Regions from separate parts of the Homo sapiens genome. Here regions 2 and 3 are each linked to region 1. Evidence: chromatin loops called from intact Hi-C (ENCODE). Cell type or tissue: heart left ventricle. All regions are shown on one strand. Region 1 overlaps MACF1 (microtubule actin crosslinking factor 1). Region 2 overlaps MACF1 (microtubule actin crosslinking factor 1). Region 3 overlaps MACF1 (microtubule actin crosslinking factor 1).

Region 1 (2,500 bases):
ATGGCCTCTTTCAGTCAAGCATACCCCCTTTGTTTCCAAAGCCCTTTTTCATCTGATTTTCATAATGGCTTTTTATTTTATTTTTTTGGAGACAGACTCTCGCTCTGTCACCCACACTGGAGTGTAGTGGCACAATCTTGGCTCACTGCAACCTCTGCCTCCCGGGTTCAAGTGACTCTCCTGCCTCAGCCTCCCAAGTAACTGGGATTACAGACTTGTGCCACCATACCCAGCTAATTTTTTGTATTTTAGTAGAGATGGGTTTCACCATGTTGCCCAGGCTTGTCTTGAACTCCTGAGTCAGGTAATCTGACCGCCTCAAGCCTCCCAAAGTTCTAGGATTATAGGCGTGATCCACTGCTCCCGGCCAACACAATGACTTTTTAGAGGAGAGACCACCCAAACAGTCAAGAGGCTTCACTATTACCCCAGTGACAACTGGGATAAGAGCTGGAATAAAATATCAGCCCTCCTGAAAGAAAATCTAGTATAGTTGTTCCTTGGTATCCATGGGGGACTGGTCCCAGTACCACCTGTGGATACTAAAATCCATGCATACTCAAGGCCTATAATTGGTTTTGTGCAACCTGCAAAAGTCTGCCCTCTGCACACATGGGCTTCGCTTCCCGTGAATACTGTATTTTCTATCCATGTTTGGCTGTGAATGTGGACCCCACCAACATGGAGGGCTGACTGTATTTACTGAACAATAACCGCATATAAGTGGACCTGTGCAGTTGAAATACACATTGTTCAAGGGTCAGCTGTACATCCTGTTAACACAGGATTTCCCAGGAAGGAGCAGACACTACACAACATGTCCACTGGAAGTCACATTAACATAGCACTATGCCAACACTACTCCTCCAGGTTGCCACACATTACCAAGAAAACAGTCTTTACTAAAATGTTAACTTAATTTTTGCTGAGTTATTCACAGTGAGTGAAAGATTCCTTACCTGGGGGAAAAATACTATACTATACTATAGTGATAGTTTACTGGGCGTGTGCAGTCCTCCTCTGAACCAGGGACTCACCTCCTCGAAGCGAGCTCGGATGATGGTGATCCAGTGTTTGATGGTTGTGATGCAATCGGGGTGGCAGACAGCCAGGATGACTTCTCCCATGGCTACTGCTGAGTTAACGTCCACTCGCTTTTCTTCTACTTTCTTCATGAATTCCTAAACAAAAAAGATTTGAAAACAAAAACGTAAAAAGTCTACATTAGCAGCACTGTTAGTTTACACTGAGGGGGGATAAATTTCAATGTTTTCTTTTTCCTCCATGTGTTAACGCAGACCTCTAAAAGCCTGTATAGTTATTTATGGCATTTTCATTCTAAAAGATGTGGGAAGGTGAGGGGTTTACACAAGAATGACTTTCTCTGGTGGAGATGACAACAAAGAATAGGACACACAGAGGTATGCCCCCCTTTTCCCATTCGAGTTAGTTTCTCTCTTTTTTAGTCCCATTTTTCATTTACTCTCATTTATATCCTATTTCATTTCATGTTGGTAAACATATTTGTATTGGAAAAATATAATTATAGTTGTAAAAACCATGATTTTAAAAAATACCCATAACAGAATATAATAACAAATCCATGATTAAAATCTCTGAGTGGATAACATAAAAATTTAAAAAGGGAAACATTTCCCACCTCATTAGGACAGACTGAGACCCCAGACACTGCACCATACTCTACAGCTTAGTAAGTGGTGCTGGGGGATCAGATCAGGGCCTAAAGCTGGTAACATAAGGCAAACAAAGGCGTATGCAGGTGAGGAGTAAAGAAGATGAAATAGTCAACATTTTTCTTAATACCATGTTTAAAAAACTTGTTACAACCAACATATATTACTTTTATAAGAATGAATGTTACTGTTTAAGGTGTCAAAAAACCCATCAGTCGCTTCCCTTTCATTCCTGCTAAACCAATGAGCTAGGGCCACTCTGGTTTTGTTCCTTTTCATGTGAGCTCTGATATTTCCAAGAAAAAGTTGCTTTCATTTAGTGGTAGGCAGCCCTCAAGGTGGTAGGTAGCATGAGGTCACCAAACCCCAAGGCTGGATTACCTTATGGGTGTCAATGAGAGACTGCAGGGCCTCTGTGTCATCAGGAAGTGCTCCCCGAAAGCGAAGCGTTTGCTCTGCTTCAGAAAGCCACTCCAACAGCATGTGGACTGTGTCTCGAAACACTTCCGCCTGAAATAACCAAGCACAAAAGATTCAACCTCTCTCTGCAGCCAAGGACCTAGATACTGGGACATGCTAGGGAAAGGGTCCAGTGTTCATTCAGACATTTCATGGCCTCATCAAAACTCCACAAAGGTTATCTTTCATTTGTAGATCTTTGAAAATCAACTGAATTCATTATTTCTCAAAATGAATATTAAAATTTTATAGAACATTCAGAATATCAATTTTCAACTCTGTTATACTTATTTCAAGACTGACTGGAACAGATTCTAGTAAAAGAAAAACCAAATAAACCCACTCAG
Region 2 (2,500 bases), 150 kb after region 1:
AGACTCCGTCTCAAACCAAAAAAAAAAAAAAGTAAAGAAAGTAAATAAAATAATTTATTCATAAATATATTCACTCACCTACTCATTCATTCTTTCATTCAATAACCATTTATTGAATACCTGCTATGTGCTAGGAATGGTTCTAAGTGCTAAAGATACAGAGGTAAACAAAATGGACAAAAATCTCTAATAGGAGAGAATAAACAAACACACAATCTGTTAGGCAGTATTAAGAGTTCTGAAGAAAAATAAAATGAGTAAAGAAGACAGAGAGTGGCATGCAGTTAGTGGGGATGGTGGTCCATGAGGGTTCTAAGATAAACTGAACAAAGTGAGGGAGTGAAACATGTAAATATCAGAGGCAAGCAGGAAGTCCAAAGGCCCTGAGGCAAGAATATGCTGTCTGTGTGTGAGAAACAGAGGAAAGACCAGAGTGACTGCAGCTAAGTACAAGCAAGGAGAGTAGCAGAGGATGAGTTCAGAGAGGTAAGGCACAGTCGCCTCACAATAGTCCCCTAGAGTAAGATGTGGCTCAGCTTTAAACAACACATGTACTAATAAAACAAAAATAGCAACTTAAACAAAAACTGTGACATAACCACATTTGGAAAACGGAAGAAGTGTTTGCATATATGTGTGCATAGAAAGCTAAATGTTAATTTCCTAGAGTAAGAAGTTAATAGATAATTTCTGAAGTTGAAAACAAACAAGGAAATAGCAGGAAAAAATTACATTTGGAAATGTGGATTTATAACCCAGCAAAATCTGCTAAAACAGCTGAAAACACTTGACTCTGGAATGTGGAACTTTGGGAAAGGAGAGGTGATAGCTAATTTTTATTATAATAAACTTTGCAGTATAACCCAACTTTCTAAAATATGTACATATATACATATATATACACACACACACTTTTTTTTTTTTTTTTTGAGACAGAGTCTCACTCTGTCACCCAGGCTGGAGTGCAGTGGCACTATCTCAGCTCACTGCAACCTCCACACCCTGGGTTCAAGCAATTCTCCTGCCTCAGCCTCCTAAGTAGCTGGGACCACAGTCATGCACCACCACGCCAGGCTAATTGTCTGTATTTTTAGTGAGACGGAGTTTCACCATGTTGCTCAGGCTGGTCTCGAACTCCTGACCTCAAGTAATCCAATAACCTCAGCCTCTCAAAGTGCTGGAATTACAAGCGTGAGCCATGGTGCCCGGCCCATATATTACTTTAATAAAAATTAAAGAAAATCAGCTGCCATTAAAAAAAAAAAATTCAGAGTCTGAGACAGAGACAGTCATGGCAGGACAAACGTTTAGAAAGTTTCTTCCACTCAGGCCGGGCACAGTGGCTCACGCCTGTAATCCCAGCACTTTGGGAGGCCAAGGTGGGTGGATCACAAGGTCAGGAGATCGAGACCATCCTGGCTAACATGGTGAAACTCCGTCTCTACTAAAATCCAAAAAATTAGCAGGGCATGGTGACGGGCGCCTGTAGTCCCAGCTACTCAGGAGGCTGAGGCAGGAGAATGGCGTGAACACAGGAGGCGGAGCTTGCAGTGAGCTGAAATAGTGCCACTGCACTCCAGCCTGAGCGACAGAGCAAGGCTCTGTCTCAAGAAAAAAAAAAAAAGAAAGAAAAGAAAATTTGAAAGGAGTGTTGCTGAAACTGTAACCAAAGGAGGCATTATGCTTCCAGAAAAATCTCAAGGAAAAGTATTTCAAGCAACAGTAGTCGCTGTTGGATCAGGTTCTAAAGGAAAGGGTGGAGAGGGTCAACCAGTTAGCAGGAAAGTTGGAGATAAAGTTCTTCTCCCACAATATGGAGGCACCAAAGTAGTTCTAGATGACAAGGATTATTTCCTATTTAGAGACGGTGACATTCTTGGAAAGCACGTAGAGTGAAATAAGTCACTACTGAAATGGCATCACTCATAGGTGGGAATTGAACAATGAGAACACTTGGACACAGGAAGGGGAACATCACACACCGGGGCCTGTTGTGGGGTGGGGGGATGGGGTGGGGGGAGGGGGGAGGGATAGCATTAGGAGATATACCTAATGTAAATGACGAGTTAATGGGTGCAGCACACCAACATGGCACATGTATACATATGTAACAAACCTGCACATTGTGCACATGTGCCCTAGAACTTAAAGTATAATTAAAAAAAAAAAAAAGAAAGAAATGGCATCAACGTGAAGCTGCCCATTCCACTGAAGTTCTGAAATCTTTCATCATGTAAATAATTTCCATATCTCTTTTATAATAAACTAATGATAACTAATGACCCAGAAAAAAATCAACCTTTTTTTTTTTTTGAGACGGAGTCTCCCTTTGTCGCCCAGGCTGGAGTGCAGTGGTGCAATCTCGGCTCGACTCACTGCAAACTCGACCTCCCAGGTTCAAGCGATTCTCTGATTCTCCTGCCTCAGCCTCCCGAGTAGCTGGGATTACAGGGGCCTGCCATCACGCCCGGCAAATTTTTTTTTTTTTTTTTGTATTTTT
Region 3 (2,500 bases), 130 kb after region 1:
GTTCCTTACCATTATCCTTGCACTCTCCACTCGCTAACCTGATAAAAGCCCAACCCCAAATCAATCAAACCACCAGTCTCTTCTGCTCCTACACTAAGGCTGCTAGGTAAATCCAGTTAGAGAAAAAAAAATTCCACAACCACATAGACAGAGCCCACTGGTTTCCAATCTCAACTGGGTCACAATACTTCCTGACAATCCTCTTGTAAATTCCCAGCCAAGTCCCTCTTCCTTTCTCCTCGGCACCATCCTTTCAACAAACCTCTCCACCTATTTCAAAGAGAAAATACAGACCACTGGGCACTAATTCTCTTACTTTCTGGCTTCGGTCCTAACAAATTTACCTCTATCCATACCTTTCTTAATCTCCTTTCCCTCATCTCCACCTCAGAAAAAAGGTGGTCCCAATTTCCTGTTTAAGGTTGTACTTTCTAACTATCAATGAGTTTCCTCCTCTTGCATGTCCACTGGGACCTTTCTCTAATTATCTCCTCCCCTTTGTCCTTGAGACTTACTCGAAAACATAGTTAAGTCCATTGTATCTTTTAAGAAAACAAAACCCTTCTTGACCATATATTTCATTTTTAAATATTGACTCTATTATATTTTTTGCTCCTATGTCCTGGCTTCTTGAAAGAGCAGTTCTGTTTCGCCTTGCTTGCCTCCAATGTGCTCCTCACCATACTAAATCTGACCTCATCCCACAACTTGTCACCAGAGGCACCAAAGACTTCTAACTTGCCAAATGTAACAGATATTTCTCAACTTTTCTTGACTTCTGAACTTCTCTCCTTTTTGGAACTCTGTTCTTTCTTGGGTTCTGAGTTATCACTCATAATTTTCCTTTTCCTTCTCTGAGGCTTCCTTAACAGGCTGAGAAGCCCCAAAAAGCCCTTTTGAGTAATCTACCCACATGGTTTCTAATACACTGATAATTCAAATCTCTGTCACTTTATGCGATAATTTTCATGTGTAACCACACCCATAGATTCATTATCCTTAACATCTCTTGAATATTAGTCTCTTTGTTTCCATTCCTCGTCATTTCTTGTCTACATTATCAGAATAGCCTCTTAACAGGCCTCTCAGCCTCTATTCTCACCACATGTCAATCCTTTCTTCATATAACTGTTCTAGCAACCTTTAAAAGTAAAACACAATCACATTTAAAATCTCTTCCCATAGCCAACAAATTAAATGCAAACTCCTCCGTATGAACTACAGGGTCCCCATAATCTGGCTCTTGCTGCTCTGAATTCTCCATTCTGAAATCTCATTATGGCTGTAAGTTTTAGACTGATAGACCAGGTGCCCCAGATGTGCCATAATCTCTCATTTAATACTCACTTATGACCATGCTTGGCCAAGAAGATCTGTGATGTTTTAATAGCTTCAGAGACTTGTTCTTTCTTTGTTGTCAGCTCTTCTGACAGAACCTACATGGTAGAAATAAAGAGAAAAAGCTTCAAAACCCAAGAATTAAGAGTCAAAAATTATTTAAAATTATTTTTTTAAATCCTAGAGAAAATATGCAGCTTAGGTCAAATTATTATCACCAATGAGCTACAGCTGATAAAAAGGTACAAGAACAAACAAGATGGCTTCTTAAGTTTCTTTAACATTTACTCAGGTAGCAATCACTTCTGGAATGGCCCACATGTGACTTCTACTATTCCACCTAATGTATTATCACATATTATTCTACCCAGGTAAACAGAGATGGACCTTCTTCTCACCTGCTGTTCCAAAATAGCTTTTTCAATGTCTGTTGATTCTTTGGTCTCGGATGAGGTAGCTTTTCCTTGTGTATTCCTCGCTAGGGTAGACACCCAGCCCAAAAGTTCTTTAACCTTCTCCACATGTTCTTGTTTCTCCTCTTCTACCACTTTCTAGAATAGGAAATAGAAAATCAATATGCTAGCAATGTCTTTTATTAGGCTGGCACGACTTCAGATTTTCTTAAATGAAGTCTTCCTAAAAACAGATACAGTTACCTAAATAAGTGGGCTGTGAAAATAACCCCAAGTATAATTTAGCCCAGCCTACAGTATTGCTCACAGGTGTTTGTGAGCTAAATTTATTATACCTAGGTTTAATACCTTTCTGAAAAATACAAACCACTGTTTTATATATAATAGGCACTCAATAATTATTTGATGCTTTTTAAAAAAATCTCTTCACATATAGCATCTTACTCATTTTCATAATTCTTAGGTTTACAGGTGAATCTGTAAGAAGAGAAGAGACTGAAGCCTACTGAGATTACATTATGTAGGTATGGATATAAAGAAAGTCTTGCTAATTTAAAAAGCAAAAGATGGTATGGTTAATGTTTTAACAGCTTTTTTTTTATAAGAGAGGCTGAATATGCAGAAACTTATTTTACAAAGACAGAAGATTTTTACAGTTACAAACAGATGACATGCTCATTACAATAAATTCAAACAAGTCTAAAATACATAATTATGTAAGTTAACGTTATTTCCCCAGAAATTTGGTA

The links. Hi-C counts contacts between places; a loop is a spot of excess contacts. Peaks named below come from ENCODE experiments on the same cell type or tissue, not always from the same donor. Only the 100,000 strongest peaks of a DNase experiment are listed, where the experiment ranks them.
Region 2: a loop joins it to region 1, with 2.5 times the contacts of the local background. A loop is called at or near these places in 7 of 110 quality-filtered maps.
Region 3: a loop joins it to region 1, with 2.0 times the contacts of the local background. A loop is called at or near these places in 12 of 110 quality-filtered maps.

The regions. Positions count from the first base shown.
Region 1 is chr1:39,452,388-39,454,887 of GRCh38, reverse strand. It overlaps MACF1 (microtubule actin crosslinking factor 1), which reads right to left. Exons shown (of 101, transcript NM_001394062.1): 87 at 2,076-2,204; 88 at 1,038-1,181. Among named protein-coding and RNA genes, the nearest start is that of BMP8A, 38 kb to the left of the region's middle. In heart left ventricle, no CTCF peak of the experiment used is centred here; a DNase peak (open chromatin) is centred at 1,087.
Region 2 is chr1:39,303,690-39,306,189 of GRCh38, reverse strand. All of the region lies in intron 23 of MACF1 (microtubule actin crosslinking factor 1), which reads right to left. It also overlaps the pseudogene HSPE1P8. Among named protein-coding and RNA genes, the nearest start is that of MACF1, 100 kb to the right of the region's middle. In heart left ventricle, no CTCF peak of the experiment used is centred here; no DNase peak of the experiment used is centred here.
Region 3 is chr1:39,323,582-39,326,081 of GRCh38, reverse strand. MACF1 (microtubule actin crosslinking factor 1) reads right to left here. Exons shown (of 101, transcript NM_001394062.1): 34 at 1,737-1,889; 35 at 1,348-1,436. Among named protein-coding and RNA genes, the nearest start is that of MACF1, 120 kb to the right of the region's middle. In heart left ventricle, no CTCF peak of the experiment used is centred here; no DNase peak of the experiment used is centred here.